Regions from separate parts of the Homo sapiens genome. Here region 1 is linked to region 2. A link is an interaction called in ENCODE POLR2A ChIA-PET data of the cell type or tissue named here. Cell type or tissue: Caco-2. All regions are shown on one strand. Each heading gives the region's core, and the rest is flanking DNA. Links, peaks and the distances in the headings are about the cores only.

Region 1 (10,304 bases), core at 895-8,894, 1.0 Mb before region 2:
AAACAATAACTCCTTCTCCCTGCCCCAGTCCATATGGACCTCATATAAGTGGGATCACGTAGTATTTGTCTTTTTGTGACTGGCTTGTTTCACTTAGCATAATGTCCTCAAGATTGATCCAAGCTGCAGTATATGTTAGAATTTCCTTTCTAAAGACTGAACAATAATATTACGTGTCTATACTACATTTTGTGTTCCTTTCTCTTTAAGGTATTCTCTTTAATAGGTATTCCTAGATTGTTGTTTCCTGAGCCCTAGGGAATAGGGATCTATAGTAAGTCTGAAAGCCTAATTAAATCTTTACCTTGGCCCAACAAATCCTCAGTCTCCCTTGAGCATGGACTATAATTCTAACCATTTCTGATGGATGCATAAGCTAGCACATGCTGAGTAGAAGCTCTAAGTAATTAAAACTGGAAAAATGAGTTACATTATAACTGCAGTTTGGGTCAAGCCTGTTAAGCCATTGGGGAAAAAATATGTTAAGAGAAAAGGCCCAGTGAGTCCATGAAACTAGTAGGGATTAGAAAGAGTAGGGTCTGTGGGCCCTAATATTACCCTAGACATGTTCCAGTGAGACAGTGGATGAGGATAGCATCTGTGCCTGGGAGAAGCTAAATATGTTGTAGCTTCTGTTTTCACACCTGTCCTTATCAGTCTTTTTTTCCAGGTGCCAGTGTCCCCACAGAAAGAATTGAAAAGGATGTTTTGAAATCATGCAAATGTTGGCATCAAGTTAAAATAGATGAAAATGCCTACAAAGCTGGATTCATTCAACAGAAAATACTGTCAAGCATGTGGAGCTCCTATGTGCAGGGAGCCATGCTCTTGATTCCCATAAAGCTGCCCCTTGGTAGCTCCAGAGCCATTGTCCCTCTCTTCAAATGCCGGAGGAGGGCCAGGACCAAGTTTGTTTGATTCTTTGGGTGCACCTTCTAAACTTAGCGTATCTACTTTACTCCATCTTCTGTGATCGGAAGTGTTCCTGACGTGGGTTCAACTGCTGGCCCTAAAACATAAGCAATTGTGTGATCTTGGGCAACTCACTTCTCTGGATCTCACTTTTCTTATGCATAAATGAGTATAGGTGTGATAATTCCCAACAGATAAGAGATTTGACGAGAAAGCTGTAAGAATGCTGCGTTAACTAGCTAATGTAGGGGAAGCTAAAGATCACCTCTACCATCTTAGTTCTTCAGTGGGATCTTCAGCTGGGTCTGGAATCAAATTGATACAAGACAAATTAACAGGAGGAAAGCATGCACATTGTATTAATTTTTACATTGTACATGGGGACCCTCACAAGAGAATAAAGACCCTAGGAAATAGCCAAGGGAGAAAACTTACAGGTTTTAGACAAAGAACAATAAATTTGTGAAGAAATGACAGGGCAAAGGGATCTGAGATGGGGGCAGTAAATTCTAGGGAAGTCACCAGGAGATATATGGGGTGGAGGGTTGTAGAGATAGTGGAATATAAGGGTTTCTTCAATAAGTTTATTTGTACAGGTTCATTGCAGCAGCAATGCTCAGGGCCTGATATTTTCTCACCTTGGTATGGGGAAGGCATCCTCCTCAAAGGATATTTTATGGTTTGCTACATGTAGGAAAGTACAGGTCAGATAACCCTTTCCACAACTACAGTTATTTAAGTGCTTACAGTTCCTTAAATAATCAATATATCAAATCGGCATATTTTGGGGTAGATCATCCTTAACTCCTTGACTAACAGTTAACAAGTGCGCATTTGCAACAATTTTAGAGATACGGTTTTTTTATTTAATAAGCAATCTAATGAGGAGTTTGCTCTTTGCCCCATTTTACACAGGAGGAAACTGAAGCTTAAGCCACTCAGCTGATAAGTGGAAGAGCTGGGATTTCACTGCAGATCTTTGACTGACCTACTAGAGTTACGTAGATGGGAATCTTAAGTATTTGGGGTGAGGGAAGGATATCCCAACAATAGAGCTTGAAAGGTAGTGCCTTTAAAAATAACAGTCCCAAGAATATGCCCCACTATTGTTTGATGTAATTCAAGCCTTAAATAGCTTTAGTTTGAGGTTTTAGATTCTGCAGAAGGAATTGGTTTTTGTATTTCAGTCCTTCTGAGCTTTGTTCATTCTATGGAGCTCTTGCAGTTATAGAGAAAGCATAGTGTTTAGGCATCAGCAGACATTTACTGGGCACTGTGTGCCATGCCCTTTTATTGGGGTTTTAGAAATGACCTGGCAAGGTCATTAGCTTAAATGGACTGGGCATTTGTATACTAGGATCCTATTCCTATCTGGGGCTACAAATTAGAAATGGCTATGTGATTATGGAAAAACCAGTAGGAAGCCCTCTCAAACCCCCTTGCCATTGGTGAAATCAAATAGTCAGGACCACAGTTTAAGAACTAGTATGCTCATGGTGTATGGGCTGTGGTGCCAGGGATTGCAAAACTGGCACTGTCCCCAGGAAATCCATACTGTGTGATCGCTTGTCCAACAGAGGAAAAGCAGAGAATCCTGAGATGCCCTAGCTGGAAGGGCTGCGAGTTCACTGGGTTTTCTCCATTGTATGACAGAGGAGACAGGCCCAGAGAGGGGAAGGGACTTGCCTGAGATTGTGCAGCAGGTTTGCAGCAGAACAGAGGCCAGAACCAGTCTTTTCTGTTTCCAGATCAGGGCTTCTTCCCAGTACTGCACTATGAACCCAATTTTGAGCCTGTGCATAAGCCTGTTGACGTCTCTAGAGGGTAGGCTCTGGAAGTAGGTAAACTAAGTGGTAGGCTTTGAATAGTGGGCATTGTTAATCAAAGGGGAAGGAGTGAAGACAGCAAGACTAGCTAGTAAAAATAAAATCAATTATGTTAGCAACTTTAGGAGAAAGTCAAGTTCATGAGACTTTATAGAGACAAAATAGGGAGAAGCAGCTAGCAGAACTGCAGTGTTTTGCATTTTTGTGACCACAAATGTTAGGTGAGCCTGGAACACAGTGAAATTGACCAAGTAGGGTTAAGGTTTGAGAAGGGCTAAACTGTTGAAATGCTATTCCTGGTCACTCTGACAACTGGGTCTCTTTCCCATGCTGAAGGCATTAAAATAAGATAAAACATGCAAATGCACCAAATTGGAATCAAAGGTATAGTCATACAAAGTCTGGATTGCTCCATTTTAAGGAAAGGTCTAGAAGTTTATGCCTCAGAAAGCAAATGAAGACATGAGGGGAAGAATTTGAATTACATATATAAAGATTAAATTAGTCCTGCAAACATGCATACTCATTTTTCTTCCCATTGACTCTGGTCACACGCATCGTAGATAATGAATCACGTAGTTGCGTGCTCTATTGTCTTTCCTGTTCTACTCAATAATACAGTTGCCAGTAAGAAAACATGCTCATTCTTCTAGGGATCTATCTAAATTGGTCTGGGTTGTAGAATATAGAGCAACTTGCTGCTTAGATGAGTGGTTCCCAAACTTTAACATGCATCAGGGGCACCTGGAAGGAATCTGCAGCTGCTACATAGCAGATTTTGAGATCACTCAACTGGGAGTCTCCACTCCCTAAAGCAGGAGCCCAAAGCAGAAATCACAATGTGGGGCCAGGGTCACTGGGCATATACTTTATTCTAGGCCCATCACCCAAACAGGTGTGTTAAATTTGTCCCCCTTTCTCTTCTTTGAAGTTGTAACCAGGGTACTATTTGTTTTGCGTTGTCTGCACTGTGTCTGGGGAAGTACGCCTTTTCGTGTGTGTGCTAGCACCTGCTGGGATGCACAGTCACAGCTGTAGAGCTGGAAGGCCCTGAGAAACCACAGAGCCCTTCATTCTGTTCTTTTTTGCATAGCAGTGCCTCTTTTTATAGAGGATGTATTAGGCTGTTCTCGCACTGCTATAAAGAAATACCTGAGACTGTGTGATATGGTTTGGGTCTGTGTCCCTGCCCAAATCTCATGTCAAATTGTAACCCCCAGTGTTGGAAGTGGGGCCTGGTGGGAGGTGATTAGATCCTGGGGGCAGATTTCCCCTTTGGTGTTCTTGTGGTAGTAAATTATTGTGAGATCTGGTTGTTTAAAAGTGTATGGCACCTCCCTGCCTCTCTCTTCCTTCTGCTCGGGCCATGTAAGAAGTACCTGCTTCCCCTTTGCCTTCTGCCATGATTCTAAGTTTCCTGAGGCCTCTCCGGCCATGCTTCCTGTACAGCCGTGGAACTGTGAGTGAATTAAACTGTTTTTTTGTTTGTTTGTTTTTTTTTTTTTTTTTTTACAAATTAGCCAGTCTCAGGTATTTCTTTATAGCATTGTGAGAAACCACCCCCATACTCTAATCACCTCTCACCAGGTTCCACCTCCAACATTGGGGATTGCATTTCAGTATGAGATTTGGGCAGGGATACTATATAGATATCCAAGCTATATCAGAAGACATGCTGCCTGAGCTCAAGCAATCCTCCTGCCTCAGCCTCCTGAGTAGGTGGGGCTACAGGCATGAACACCATGCCTGGCTAACTTTTTTTTGTTTTTTGTAGAGGTAGGATCTCAAATTCCTGGCCTCAAGTGATCCCCCTGCCTTGGCCTCCCAAAGTTCTGGGATTAGAGGTGTGAACCACCATGCCTGGCTTAAAGCAATTTTCTGATGACTGATTATGCTTTCCAGATATCTTACTCTTGAGAAAGGTGGTACCCCACATTTGAAACACAAGCATTTTGGCTCACTAGAAGGATATATCCTCCATTGTAAATAAAAAGTCGGCCTCTTTATGCATGAGGCAAGCGTTGTTTCTGTTTAGATTGGTCTGGATCTAGTCATCTTTAGTTGTTCATCTCCAGGTGAACTGAGAAAAATCCAGTGTTCTGATTTGAGAAGCCAAGAAGACCTTGGCTGATGGTAAATTTTTAGCAGGGAATCTGGTAGTGACCAGTTTGCTTAGCAGAGCTGATGGCATTCACATCACCATGTATAGAACTTGGACCAGTGAAGGCACAGCCAGCTGGGATTTGCTGTTACACATAGCAGCTTAGGGAGCCAGATTCTAGTGATCACTTATGTGTATTCTTTCATTCCTGAAATGAACTCCACTTGGTCATTGTGCTGAAAAGAGTTATCATAGCCAGCCAGACCCTGCTATTTCTAGAATGTTCTGTTTGCAAGGTTGGACCTTGGCTGGTGTCTGAAAACTTGGCATTTGAATCATTCCCTAACTGATAAGGCTGATTGGGCTGATTGACAATGTGGTTTATCCAGTACACCAGCTTTCCTTCTGAGGAAGGTAATTCCTCTGAGAGTCTGGAATTTTGGTAGTTGCCAGGCAGAAGAGGCCCATGTGGCCAGCCACCAACAAAAAAACCTTGGGTGCTGAGTCTCTAACAGGCTTCCTGGCAGAAACATTATTGCATTGATTGTTGCTAGAGAAAGGAACTTGCTTGCAGTGTTCCTTACAGAAGGGAGAGAATATAGGAAGACTGTGCATGGATTTCTCCATTCCACCCATGTCTTTTTCCTCTGGTGATTCTGTTGTGTCCTGATATGGTTTGGCTGTGTCCCCACCCAAATTTTATCTTGAATTGTAACTCCCACAATTCCTGTGTGTCATGGGAGGAACCCAGTGGGAGGTGATTGAATTATGGGGGCAGGTCTTTCCTGCACTGTTCTCATGATAGTGAATGAGTCTCATGAAATCTGATGGTTTTAAAAACAGGAGTTTCCCTGAACAAGCTCTCTTTGCCTGCTGCCATCCATGTAAGACGTGACTTATTCCTCCTTGCCTTCCGCCATGATTGTGAGGCCTCCCCAGCCATTCAGAACTGTAAGTTCATTAAACTTCTTTTTCTTCCCAGTCTCAGGTGTGTCGTTATCAGCAGCATGAAAACAGACTAATACATGTCATTTCCCTGTAATGATCCTTAACTGTGAGGACGATTATATATTGAAACCTGAGTCATTCTAGAAAATCATTGAATATGTGGTGGTCGTGGGGACCTCCAAAAAAGTCGTGATGTATTATTTTTAATGTGCTACTGGATTGTGTTTGCTAATATTTTATTTTCTTTATCAATATTCTTAACTTCAATTCCCCTTTATCAAACTTTTACTGAAAGCTTTTCCAACATTCACATTGTTCTAGATATCTTGACATATAGCAACTTCTGTACTCTTTTGAGGAATTCATGACAACCTCTTTTACAGGTGAGAATACTGTTGCCCACAGAGGTGGAGTGACTCACACAAAGTTCTATAGCTACTGACTGTATAGCAGAGAGGGGAGCCAGGGCTGTCTGCCTCCCAGTTAGGGTGACCATTCTGGTTTGCCCTGGATTGAGGGGTTTTCTCCAGGCTGAGGGGTTTCCTGGGACATGGGACTTTGAGTACTAAAACAGAGATAGTCCTGGACAAATCAGGACTGTTGGTCACCCTACTTAAGTCTACAGCTTTTAAAAAAAATACTTTATCCAAGTGGATGCTTCTATTTTCATGAAAGAAAGCTTGTCCCCATTAGGATTTGGGCATATTTAGACACAAATTGGAAGTGCCAGACACCTGGTCTTTCAAGGAGAACAATTTCCAAATTCCTTTTCTGAGTGCCATACATTCTGCATCTCCCAACCTAGTTTGCTTTGTGCTTGGCTCTTTGCTCTTCTCCACCAAGCCCCCCCTCCCCCCGCTCTGCCCACCACATTTTTCAACATTACTGGTTTTAATTTCCTTTACCATCCCCGTTGCAAAAACTTCTTTCCTGATTTAATTACTATTTCTCTTAATTCAATTTTATGCTCTTGATTGTCGTTAAACTCCTAAAGTTGTTTCTCCAAAGAATTTAATGGCTAGGCCTTGTGCTTAGAGATTAATTGTTGTCATTTTGCTTTCAAGCACAGGTACTTTCTTACTTCTCTTCAGTTATCTTTGGGAGAAAGGAAAGTGACCATCCTTCTTCCCAGGGCTGCTCTGAGAACAAACACTGCCGGGGGCTGCCTTTTGAGAGAGAGAGAAAGCCAGACCTCTTAAATTTGTCTTCCACCTTCTACTGACTCTAATCTCAGCATCTGTGAATAGCCAGAGAACCTCTGGCTCCTCAGGTGGGCTCAGGCCATGAACGGATTGTAGGGAGGGCTCTAAAAACAGCAGCCCAGGCTTGAGATAGGGTGGCTTTCTGCCAGGAGGGATTTGCACAGTGAAGAGGGGGAACAAGGGCTGGCTCTAGCCTCAAACATCCTGCCTGGCCAAGGTCCCCCAGAGGAACTAAGCCTGTGACTCAAAGGAAAAAGGAATACTTTTGGTTAGAATTTCCCTTCCCTGGAATGTCCCTCTTGGGGATAAACCTACTCCTGAGCATCTTTCTCACGTTCACTGTACAGTAGCTAAAAGGCTTTGACCTTTGAGTCTTCTCCCTGCAGCCCACAAACTCTTGATTTTCCCACCTCTGTCACCCCTGGATCTCCTGTTTTCCTGTGCAGATCCTTGACAAACAGTGGCCAGAGGTAGAGGAATGATTTCAGGCTGGAGCTCTGGCAAGCTCCCTTTACAATCCAGTTGTGTAACTCTGCCCCTGTGTGGGTGAAGCAACCCTGAAAGGTAGAAAGCACAGGCTCTGGGGCGGGCCTTAGACCCTGCCTGGCACTTAATGAGCCATGTGATCTCGTGGCTCAGCTGCCTCTGAACCTCAGTTCCCTGGTCTGTGGATAATCAGATATAGAACCGTATAGAAGGGATGCGGGGCTGACTTTTATTTCATGTGAGGGTTAAATGAAAGAATTGAAGTAAAGTATTCAGCACAGTTTCCTGGCACATAAGCCTTAAATAACAAATATTATCAACATTGAGTAGCATTTGGTCCTACATCAGTCATAGAATCTTCAACTTTTAGGACTGAAAAGGAAACCGAAGTCCTGTAGGCCAACCTTCCCTCCCCACTCCCAATTTGATTATGAAATCCTCTATTCAGCCTTTGACTTTGCTAGCAGACCTTTTGTGATGGGGCAGCTCACAGCTCTTGGGGAATCCCTGCCTTCTTTGGGCCATTCTGTAAATGTCAAGGAAGAGCTCTGTGTACATGTGTGATGTATTTAAACTGCTTTCCAGTTGCAGGGAACAGGAAGCCTTTCCCTATTCCCTATTCAGGTACAATAATGTAGGCTGCTAGGGAACAAGATCGAACAATTGGAGAAGGCTTTTGTGGCTAACTCAGTGACGTACTTGCAGGTGAGGGTTCCAGACTCCAGAGTCTCCCTTTACCTAGTTCTTGGGAGTCTAGTGCAGCTGAAGACGAGGTACTGCGGATGAAGAGGAAGACGAGGTACTGCGGATGAAGAGAAACCCAGATGATCCAGGCACATTTTATAGACAAGGCCTCAACGACCCCAAAGGAACCTTTGAAATCACCCTTTTCCTGGGTTCACGACGACTTGTAAACGATACCATCCATCCCTGCTTATTCATAGTTATTAAATACCAGAATAAAGAGATTAGAGCTCATGAGGTGCTTCGTCCCCATCACTCGGGCTGCTTGGCTGCATTTATGATGAGAAGGCTCTGGGTGTTTAATAAAGTATCTGATATGTCTAATAAAATCCTCCCATGGCCCTGCTGATGTTACTATAATAGCTTCATGTCACATGCTCTTGTGCTATTGAGCCAGTACCAGAACATATTTTAAATTCTTATTATGTCTATTTAATTTTTATTTAAAGGAAATTTTCAAGGTTTAAAGCAGGTACCGAGGTACCTAGGTGTGAAGACCTAGAAATGTGCTGTAATATTTATCAAAATAGTAATGGAGTGATTTAAGGATAGTATAGGAATAAGCAACTGTGCATTCGTGGCTTATCTAGTTATAGATCTGTACTGTTCCCCTAAGAACTGCAATTTGTGAAATAATGGCTTCTCATTGTTATGCCACATCTATTTATAAAAAGCTGAGTTTATTCTCAGTGCTCAGTAGTTTTTTTTTGTTTTTTTTTTTTGAGACAGAGTCTCCCTCTGTTGACCAGACTGGAGCACAGTGGTGCGATCTCGGTTCACTGCAATCTCCGCCTCCCCGGTTCAAGCAATTCTTATGTCTCAGCTTCCTGAATAGCTAGGATTATAGGCGTGAGCCACTACGCCAGGCCTCAGTACTTAAAAGATTTTATCTTACTTTAATGATATATTTTATATAAGCTTCTGGAAGGTTAGAGCAGGATTGGACCTTAGAACTTAATTTGACCAATTCCTTCCTGACAGTAATGACAAAATTGAGGCCCAGAGAGGGGAAGGAATTTGCCCAAGGTCATACACGTAATAAAGGCAGAACTGGGATTCAAGCCTAGATTTTTACACTTCATGCTCTTGCTACCATAATAAGAAGCCCTTAAAATACCTATACGTACCTGGCTTTCATATACACACCTCCATGAGAGGGAGGCAACGTGTACACGTAAACATGCTTGTGACAAGGGAATTGGCAGTGATAGCTGTTGTCACTGGCCGCCAGGACCCACATGGCCTATCTGGTTGCTTAGGTGGCTGTTCTCTTTCCTCTCTCCCTCTTCCTCTTGAGTCCAGGTGTAACTAAGGCATTATAAAAAACAGACAAACCTTGACATCGGAAGAGCTGACTTTCTTTTTTTTTATTTTTATTTATTTATTTTTTTATTATATTTTAAGTTCTAGGGTACATGTGCACAATGTGCAGGTTTGTTACATATGTATACATGTGCCATGTTGGTGTGCTGCACCCATTAACTCGTCATTTACCTTAGGTATATCTCCTAATGCTATCTCTCCCCCCTCCCTTCACCCCATGACAGGCCCCGGTGTGTGATGTTCCCCTTTCTGTGTCCAAGTGTTCTCATTGTTCAATTCCCACTTATGAGTGAGAACATGCGGTGTTTGGTTTTTTGTCCTTGTGATAGTTTGCTGAGAATGATGGTTTCCAGCTTCATCCAAGTCCCTACAAAGGACATGAACTCATCCTTTTTTATGGCTGCATAGTATTCCATGGTGTATATGTGCCACATTTTCTTAATCCAGTCTATCATTGATGGACATTTGGATTGGTTCCAAGTCTTTGCTATTGTGAATAGTGCTGCAGTAAACATACGTGTGCATGTGTCTTTATAGCAGCATGATTTATAATCCTTTGGGTATATACCCAGTAATGGGATGGCCGGGCCAAATGGTATTTCTAGTTCTAGATCCTTGAGGAATTGCCACACTGTCTTCCACAATGGTTGAACTAGTTTACAGTCCCACCAACAGTGTAAAAGTGTTCCTATTTCTCCACATCCTCTCCAGCACCTGTTGTTTCCTGACTTTTTAATGATCGCCATTCTAACTGGTGTGAGA
Region 2 (10,304 bases), core at 1,024-9,023:
CCCACCTCGGCCTCCCAAAGTGCTGGGATTATAGGCGTGAGCTACCATGCCCAGCCAAGTTGTTGACTTTTTTTTAAAAAAAGTGCTCTTTATCATACATCCTTTCTACCAGATTTTTTAAATCTCAAGGTTAGATATTGTTCAGAAATAATAACTATACTCATAATAAAACATTACACTAAGAAATACTGAGCCAGAATAGAAGAGCAAAACTTTCATGCAATGTTGATTTAGAATCATGGGATCTTATAGCTCTTCAGAATTTCATCTATTGCCTAGGGCAAGCATGTATTTTGCAGATGAGAAAATTTTAGTCCTGCTTCTGACTTCTGGCTAACATAACGTCAGTGAAATCCTGATTGACTGGGCCCAGGAGTACATTTAGGCCAGCGGAATGTGTTATATATTCCAGAGATTTCTCTTGATGAAGAGGATATTATCAGTCAGTAGACAAAGAGATGCCACCATGTAGCATGAAAACATAAGGAGAAGCTAAGATGAAAGTTCAGGGTTTAATCTAAATGCAGATTGCATGAATAATGTAAGGTCTGGAGAATTATATTAGGGTTATTGACCAAGAATCCAGGCCCAATAAAAAGGACCAAACAGGCCAGGTGCGGTGGCTCACGCCTGTAATCCCAACACTTTGGGAGGCCAAGGCGAGCAGATCAACTGAGGTCAGGAGTTCGAAACCAGCCTGGCCAACATGGTGAAACCCCATCTCTACTAAAAATATAAAAAAGTTAGCTGGGCATGGTGGTACATGCCTGTAATCCCAACTACTCAGGAGGCTGAAGCAGGAGAATTGCTTGAACCCAGGAGGCGGAGGTTGCAGTGAGCCCGAGATCATGCCACTGCACTCCAGCCTCTGCAACAGAGTAAGACTCTGCCTAAAAAAAAAGGAACAAACAGAATGTGAAGTCTAAGGAATAGCGATTCTTGGTGGTGTTAGATCTAGGAAGATTCTTATAATTTGTAGGTAACAACTGAGTTTGTGATCACACTTCCATACCTGAGGTCCTGTTACAGGAAAGGGGTCCCGATCCAGACCCCGTCAGAGGGTTCTTGGATCTTGCACAAGAAAGAATTCAGGGCGACTTTTGCAGTGCAAAGTGAAAGCAAGTTTATTAAGAAAGGAAAGGAATAAAAGAATGGCTACTCCAGAGACAAAGCAGCCTTGAGGGCTGCTGGTTACCCGTTTTCTTATGGTTATTTTTTGATGATATGCTAACCAAGGGGTGGATTATCCATGCCTCCCCTTTTCAGACCTTATAGGGTAACTTCCCAACTTTGCTATGGCATTTGTAAAATGTCACAGCGCTGGTGGGAGTGTAGCAGTGAGGACAACCAGAGGTCACTCTCGTCTCCATCTTGGTTTTGGTGGGTTTTGGCCAGCTTCTTTACTGCAACCTGTTTTATCAGCAAGGTCTTTATGACCTGTATTTTGTGCTGACCTCCTATTTCATCCTATGCCTTAGAATGCCTTAACCTTCTGGGAATGCAGCCCAACAGCTTTCAGCCTCATTTTACGAGATCCTCTTTAAGATGGAGTTCACATGCCTCTGACAATCCCTCTGACCTAGGTCTTTGTGTTAGTTTTCATGTTTCATGGATGCTCTAACTAAAATGGCTCCTGCTATAATACCATTCCCATCCTCTTAGCCACCACCCATTCTTTCTATTAGTTGGTGGAAAACTTTATTGAGAAGGGACTTCTCTACGTCCATCTCAGAGGAAACATGTTCCTGTTTTCTAGAACCAACCCCTTTACCACTTCTTTCAGAAACTTCCCTCATTAGAGGGAGAGCTGAAGATGTCTCCCTTTGAAACTCTAAAAAAAAAAAAAAAAAAAAAAAAGAAAGTTTAAGAATCCTTAGACTTAGTGATGACTTGTTTTGTTTCTATAAAAATTTATTCTGTGTAACAGCATTTACCGCCTGACTGCTATATTTTTAAGGAAACAATGAAATTTTTTAACTCAATTTCCATTTATATGCTAAACCTTGAATATGAGACCTAAGTAACTGCATGAATTAAGGTGTTTACTGCCTCCCGGAATAAACATATGTTAATTACAGACCAAAAGACCAAAGGAAAAATCCTCCTAACTTTACTTGCCAAACTATAGATAAAAAGAGACAGTGGCAATAACTCAGTCTTTGTTAATGTTTCATCAGCAATGTACCTTGATGTACAAATGTCAGAACTTGGCACTGCCTTTTACGTTTATTGACATTCCAGTTTAGGCATTCTACTCATCCCATCAGACCATTCCCACATGGCAGGTCCAATTGTATCTTGTCTGTTGTCTATATCCACATTGTTTCTTGGTTGGTTACCATCAGTGTAGTGCTAATTTTTACTTCTCATACATTGACACTAGTCAGTTGATGAACAACGTATAGACATAATTTTTGCCAACTTCTGCTGACTTTCAGTCAATAACTATCTGACACACTCACCCCAACCCTGATGGGAATATTCACAGCATTTGAATTTTTCTAAATTGAATTTGGGATGAAAAAAGATTCAGTAGTAATAATCACAATGTGTTTTATGATCACACTTGTTTTAAATACTGGGTATAGACTTCAATCTTAAAATGATGCTAGATATTTGGATTGTGTCTCTGAATAAAAAATTGAGAATCCTAATTTGAATAAACCAATTACAAAAATATATTTTTTGAGAAAATTGGGTAAATTTGATTATGAAGTGGTCCTTAGATTTTACTAAGGAATTCCTGTTAATTTTGTTAGTATAATGACATTGTGGGTATGCCCATATTATTTACTGATGAATACTTAAACACATAGAGATGAAGATGTTACAGGAAAGTGGTCCCGATCCCGACCCCAAGAGAGGGTTCTTGGCTCTCTCGCAAGAAACAATTCAGGGTGAGTCTGCAGTGCAAAGCAAAAGCAAGTTTATTAAGAAAGTAAAGTGGTGAAAGTACAGCTACTCCATAGACAGAGTAGGGCGTTCCCGAAAGTAAGAGAGGAACGTATCCACCCTAAGTACAATACTTGTTTATATACAGGATTAAAAAAAAGATTATGGGGAGATGTGCTGTGCTACAAGGGTTTGTGATAAAGGATTCATTTTCTTAATTACTACATTTTTCAAGAATCAATATTATTATCTTCAAAGCAAAATTAGGAATGCCTTTGTTCTCCAGATATCGGGATATTAGGACTCTCTCAAGTCTGGGTCTGTTTAGTAAACATCAGTATGTTCCCTTAACGGTAAACATCTAGAGGCTAGGAATACCTTTCTGGGAATGCAGCCCAGCAAGCCCCAGCCTCATTTTCGTAGCCCTCACTCAAGATGGAGTCCTCTGGTTCCAATACCTCTGACAAAATGATAGGAGTTCCGAGATTAGCTATAAAATACTCTAGCAAAAATAAAAAGGAAGGGTCTAGATGAAGCAAATGTAGCAAAAAATTGTTAAATTTAGGTATTGAGTGTATAAGTGTTTATTATGTTATTCTCTCTACCTTTTTTATGCTTAAAATTTTTCATAATAAAAATATATTTTTTTACATAAAAATATTTAAGATATAATTTTCAATCCAAAAGCAGCCTAAGAAGTCTAGTTCTTCTCTTTACAAATGAGGAAACAAAAGCCCAGAGAAGTTAAGAGAATGCCCAGGGTCACACAGGTCCCCTGACTCCCAGATCAGCATTCTTTAGGGTATATTAAGCTACATGTTATTTCCTTTTGTAATATTTGTAGGTAAAGGAATAATTTGGGCCCTATATTTTATAAACTAAATTTTGTTAATCCTGCTTATATATTATGTGAAGGATACTACCTATTAATAATTATAGAAAAAATGATCAAACTTACCAAATACGTATGTTGTTTGCACATTGATTTAAGAAACAGTTTTATTCTATAGGAAACATACTAAGTAATTGATATATGTGTTGTGGAAGGTTACTGAACTGGGAGACATGTTATCTTAGTTCTAGTCTGCATTCTATAGAAACAATTTACATAACCTTTGGTAAGTTGCTTAACCTCTCTGGAGCTGTTCATCCATTTATAAAATGAAGGTATTGAACTAAATGACCTCTAAAATTCAATTTAGCTCTACTATTGCATGGTTTAATGACTCTATGATAATTTTTTCCATTAGAGAAAGTACAGTCAAGAAAGGCATTTTAGAACTTGTAGCAAAATTTTTTTTAATTCTCCTGAATTTAAAAAATGTTATCCACTTATAAATAATGTTTTAAAGTTTATGTAGATGCCTCTCAGATGGTCCCTGAACAGTAAGTGGCAAATGAAGCTGTCCTAAAATAGAGGTTCCTTAATTTCAGTGTTTGGGGTTTCTTCCCAAACTCAGTTTCCTTACTAAAGTGATCAAAATACTCCTATAGTGAAAAACCTCTTCCTTTTATGTCTTAACTGTGACTGTTAGGTAAGTTTTGAAGATAAATAATTTTTTTTCTATAATCAGATGATTTTCTATGTCTAGTCATGCATCCATATAATCATCCTTTTTTCTGCCTCATAAATCATCTGATGTTTTTTCCTAAGACCTTTTATGGGTTTGGCTGGTCAGAGTCATCCTGAGAGGAATCAGCATCAGTGGTGGTCATGGGATGGTCATAGATACTAGTTTGGGTCCTATGGAGATAATATTTTTGATAAGCAGCTGTGGTATTGCAAGCCATACAGCAGTGAATGTCCTGTAATAATAACAATCAGAGCTGACATTTATTAACTGTTTCCTTTGGACCAGGAACATTGCTATCCTCTTTACACTTATTTTTCCATTTTCTCCTCATGCCAAGTCTGCAACGTATTACATTGTTTAACAGATGAGGAAAACTGAGGCTTAGAGATATAAAGTAAGTTGTTTAAAAAGTGATAGTCATCGTTACCATTGTTGGATGGTAGAATTTGGGGGATTTTTTTTACTTCAATTTTTTTTTTGCAGTGTTTTGAGTTCATAAAATCTATATCATTTTGACAAAGTAGTAATTTTTGTTTAAAAAAGGAAATTGTATCTCCCAGATATGAACAGTGGTTAATTCTCAGGGTGGGAATATGGATGATAGCTATTTTCCTCTGTATATTTACCCAATTTTTTATGTTTCCAAAATTTATGAAGAAATTTTTTTAAAAGAATAGGCTGGGTGCAGTGGCTCACACCTATAATTCCAACACTTTGGTAGGCCAAGGCAGAAGGATTGCTTGAGCTCAGGAGTTCGAGACCAGCCTGGAGAACATGGCGAAATCCCATCTCTACAAAAATACAAAAACTGGCCGGGTGCAGTGGCTCATGCCTGTAATCCCAGCACTTTGGGAGGCCGAGGTGGTCGGATCACCTGAGGTCAGGAGTTCGAGACCAGCCTGACCAATATGATGAAACCCCGTCTCTACTAAAAATACAAAAAAAATTAGCCGGGTGTGATGGCATGTGCCTGTAATCCCAGCTACTCGGGAGGCTGAGATGGGAGAATTGCTTGAACCTGGGAGGCGGAGATTGCAGTGAGCTGAGATCGCGTCATTGCACTCCAGCCTGGGCAACAAGAGCAAAACTCCATCTCAAAAAAAAAAAAAAAAAAAAAAAATTAGCCAGCCTTGGTGGTACATGCCCGTGGTCCCAGCTATTTGGGGGGCTGAGGCAGGAGGACTACTTGAGCCCAGGAGGAGTCGAGGCTGCAGTAAGCTGTGTTTGCACCACTACACTCCAGCCTGGGCAACAGAGTGAGACCCTATCTCAAAAAAAAAGAAAAAAAAAAAAGAATGTGCCGAAAACAGCACACCTAGAAAGTTGCCATTTGAGATTCAAATATACAACAATATGACAATAATATTCATCGTTTCTAAATAATGTATTTATCAAAACAGTGATGTATATACACTGTACAAAATTTAAAAGGATGTTCACTGAAGACTCAATGTTCCTCCTACCCCTGCCTCTGAGACAGCTAGTTTTCCTCCCCCAGAGGCATCACTGTTAGCAGTTTCTTGGAAAACTTCTGAAAATACATTTTTCATAGATAAACATACAGGGATATATTTTTTATACAAATGGAACATGCCATAATAACTCCTGTTTCTTGCTTTTTTCTTTGTCTTCATTTGACATCCTGGAGATTGTTTCTTATTTATTCATATATAGCAGTAATGACTGCATATACAGATATCTTCATTATATGGATGGCCTGTGCATTGTTTAAGCAGTCCTCTGTTGATAGACATTGAGGTTGTTTCTATTCTTTTGCTATGACTAGCTGTACTTCTATGAGTAGCCTTGTACATAAAGCATTTCACATGAGAGCAGATCTATAAGATAAATTCCTAAGAGTGAAACGGCTATGTCAAATGGCATATATACATGAATAATTTTGATAAATATTGCCAAATCATCCTCCCTAGAAGTTAAAGTAGTATATGAAAGAGCCTGACTCTCTCTGTCCTTGCTAGTGCAGTGTGTTACTAACTTTTCTGATTTTTGCAAATCTGATCATCATTGAAAGGTACTCTCTCATGTTAGTCTAATTCATATTTCTCTTAAATGAGTGAGGTTCAACATTTTTATGTGTTAAGAGCTATTAGTACTCTTCTGGGAACTGTTATCTTTGTCTTTGATGTCTTTTTTACTCTGTAAAATTTTGTTATTTTTATGTAGTCAGATTTGTCAATCTTCTTTTATGGTTTCCGAAATTTTTTTTTTTTTTGGAGACGGTGTCTCACTCTGTCACCCAGTCTGGAGTGCAGTGGCATGATCTCAGCTCACTGCTGCCTCCACCTCCTGGGTTCAAGCAATTCTCCTGCCTTAGCCTTCTGAGTAGCTGGGACTACAGGTATGTGCCACCATGCCTGGCTAATTTTTGTATTTTTAGTAGAAACAGGGTTTCACCTTGTTGGCTAGGCTGTCTCGAACTCCTAACCTCAAGTGATCTGCCCACCTCGGCCTCCCAAAGTGCTGCGATTACAGGCGTGAGCCTCTGCGCCCAGCCCTTTTATGGTTTCTGAATTTTGTATCCTTTTTTTAGAAAAGACTTCCAACATCATTTTTTAATCTTCCTGGTTTCTTCTGGTACTTTCATGGTTCCTTTTTAAAATATTTAGATCTTTGCTCTATCCAGAATTTATTTTGGTATAAAATGTGGTTATAAGAATCTCTTTTTTTTCCCCAGATGGCTACCTGGTTGTCCCATCACTATTTATTTAGTAATCCATCTTTTCTGCAGAAATTTAAAGGGCCATTCTTATCATATACTGAATTTCTCCTTTTGGAGTTCTGTTTTTTACTTCATAAGCATTAACTGTCAGTAATCATGGGCTCAAATTTACAAATCTCACAATATTTTCACTACCTTTTTAGATGGGGCAGGGAATTATTTGGCACATGGGAAAGAAGAGAAGTGATCATGTCTTTCCAATAGGCCCCTATTTGTTTGCCAGGGAGTAAAACTCAGGAACTGACATGGTTAGCAGCACAAAGCACCTGACCCACAGTCATAGTCAACCTTGTTTTGTGCCCCTCGGAGAAAAAAAGAATAGCCCTGTTATAGAGAAGGTGGCTTTGCCTGGGGAATATTCCACATCTTAGAATGAAGTTTCCTTCTGCTGCATAATAATATTTTCAGTTTAACTGTGCCTTAAATTACATTCTAAAATTAAAAAAAAAAGAAATCTTCCTCCCACTTCAGATACACACCCCTTGATTATGCTTTGCTTGGTGAGCGCCATGAAGTGATCCAGTTCATGTTGGAGCACGGTGCCCTGTCCATCGCAGCCATACAAGACATCGCCGCCTTCAAAATCCAAGCTGTCTACAAAGGGTACAAGGTCAGAAAAGCCTTCCGAGACAGGAAAAATCTCCTCATGAAGCATGAACAGTTGAGAAAAGATGCTGCTGCCAAGTAAGTATGAGCTACGCAGATTGCGTTTTCGCCACCCAGAATCAGGGTGGAAGTGGGGGTGTGGGGGGTGCTGGGGTGGCCAGGAGAGGGAAACAGATGAGAATCTGAATTACTGTTGGTCCCTGCAACCGGTCATCTTCCCTCTTCTCAGCACTCCGTCTTCTGGAACCGAGGCTGCAGTGAAGGACAGAGGCCTAACCTCTGCTGGGTAGTGATTCCTCTAGACTAGTCCCAATGTTTCAGCCCAGGGACAAACCACTCCCACCCATGGGAGGGAGTTGGGGATGGGATTGCTTCCTAGAATAAGCTGTAAAGAAATAACTGCTCCTCTTACCCTTCCTCTCTTTCCAAAAGAAACATGCCAATATCTAGCCTACTTTCACTAGACCAGTCTAAGTCTGGTTTTAATTTGATTAAAGCAAACAACTTGGTTTTTTTTTCCACTCAGTTCTTTTTTTTTTTTTTTTTTTTTTTTTTTCTGAGATGGAGTCTCACTTGCCGCCCAGGCTGGAATGCAGTGGCACAACCTCGGCTCACTGCAACCTCCACCTCCCAGGTTCAAGCAATTCTCCTGCCTTGGCCTCCCGAGTAGCTGGGACTACAGGCGCGCGCCACCACACCCGGGTAATTTTTGTATTTTTAGTAGAGATGGGGTTTCACCATGTTGGCTAGGCTGGTCTTGAACTCCTGACCTCAAATGATCCACCCACCTCATCCTCCCAAAGTGCTGGGATTACAGGCATAAGCCACCGCACCCAGCTTTCCTTCACCCATTTCTTAACACATCTGTACTAAATAAAGTAATTTACTCAAGAAATATTGATTGAATTCTTACTATACAGACAAAATGCTTGGCTAGAGCCCAGAGAGAAAATGGCAACTAAAAAAGCAAAATCCCCCCTGCCTCAAGGACTTCGCATTTTTTTTGGACGATGATACAAAATAGCTGTCTGTGCCTCTTGCACATTCTGATTATTTCACATAAATGATTGATTTTAAAGCTGGGTGCGGTGGCTCACACCTGTAATCCCAGCACTTTGGGAGGCCAAGGCAGGCGGATCACTTGAGGTCAGGAGTTCAAGACCAGACTGGCCAAAATGGTGAAACACCATCTCTACTAAAAATACAAAAATTAGCTGGGCGTGGTGGTTAGCACCTGTTATGCCAGCTACTCGGGAGGCTGAGGCAGGAGAATTGTCTGAACCTGGGAAGCAGAGGTTGCAGTGAGCCCAGATGGCACCACTGCACTCCAGCCTGGGCAATAGAGTCAGACTCTGTCTAAAAAAAGAAAAAAAAAAGATTGATTTTAGATTATACTTAGGTTTGCCTTTTCTTTGATAGATATGTTGGGTAGAAGTATTTCAAATAGCAGCAGTGCATCACATTAGCAAATACAGATACCAAAAACTCTGATGATAAAGATGTGGACAGGCAGATTCTTTTTTTTTGAGACAGTCTCTCGCTGTCACTCAGGCTGGAGTACAGTGGCATGATCGCCACTCACTGCAGCCTCCACCTCCCGGGTTCAAGCGATTCTTATGACTCAGCCTCCCAAGTAGCTGAGATTACAGGCTTGTGCCACCACACCCAGCTAATTTTTGTACTTTTAGTAGAGATGAGGTTTTGCCATGTTGGCCAGGCTGGTCTCGAACTCCTGACCTCAAGTGATCTGCCCACCTTGGCGTCCCAAAATGCTGGGACTACAGGCATGAGCCACTGTGCCCAGCCTGGGCAGATTCTTGAAAGATAACTTCCTGGCTGTATCTCGAATGTTTCTAAATCTTGAGTCCTTCTAACTCTTAAATCCTACATCTTACCCACAAGGGGGAAGCATAAGTGTACTAAATAATCATTAAAAGTAATAATAAGAGGCAAGATAAGTCATTTTAATGAGAAGTTAAATACCACTATGTACTGGAATGCTAATCATCATGTCAGCCTTCAGTAAATAGAGAAACATACCATTTTCTGTGACTCTAAAGCTACTGAAGTAGATGGCATCCGAGGAAATACTATGTTGTACTCTTCTCTTAATGATGCCCTCTTCCTTTCACTTTTGCCAAAGAATCCAGTATCAACATAAAGCCTCTACACCCCTCTTTTTCCAGCCTTCTTATAAAAGTTCTCTGCATGTGAGTGGCAAGCATAAGTAGATAATACACATGACAAATTATCCTGAGTTGCAAGTAAATGATCTCTGTAAAGGGATGGAATGTTGTATTTCCTTCTACTGATGTTTCCATAAACTCCAGTTTATTGTGTGACAATCTATTTTCAAAATTTGTAGTCATACCTACTTGAATATAAGGTGGGACTCAACAAAGGCAACACAACTGACTTTGTATGTCCCCTAAAGGGAGGCTGTAGATCTCTAAGAGATATACTTAAGTGGTGGAGAAACTGATTTCATTTGT

The links. ChIA-PET counts read pairs that join two places held together with the same protein. Peaks named below come from ENCODE experiments on the same cell type or tissue, not always from the same donor. Only the 100,000 strongest peaks of a DNase experiment are listed, where the experiment ranks them.
Region 1: POLR2A ChIA-PET joins it to region 2 with 10 read pairs; 2 of 35 experiments call an interaction of 5 or more read pairs at or near these places.

What each region holds. Positions count from the first base shown.
Region 1 is chr9:99,232,320-99,242,623 of GRCh38, forward strand. It overlaps LOC124902230 (a long non-coding RNA gene), which reads left to right and starts at 5,647. Exons shown (of 2, transcript XR_007061690.1): 1 at 5,647-5,790; 2 at 8,181-8,453. In Caco-2, for the core only: no CTCF peak of the experiment used is centred there; a DNase peak (open chromatin) is centred at 5,196.
Region 2 is chr9:100,265,187-100,275,490 of GRCh38, forward strand. INVS (inversin) reads left to right here. Exons shown (of 17, transcript NM_014425.5): 12 at 7,678-7,890. It overlaps LOC124902235 (a long non-coding RNA gene), which reads right to left. Exons shown (of 2, transcript XR_007061700.1): 2 at 9,756-10,304. Among named protein-coding and RNA genes, the nearest start is that of TEX10, 83 kb to the right of the region's middle. In Caco-2, for the core only: no CTCF peak of the experiment used is centred there; no DNase peak of the experiment used is centred there.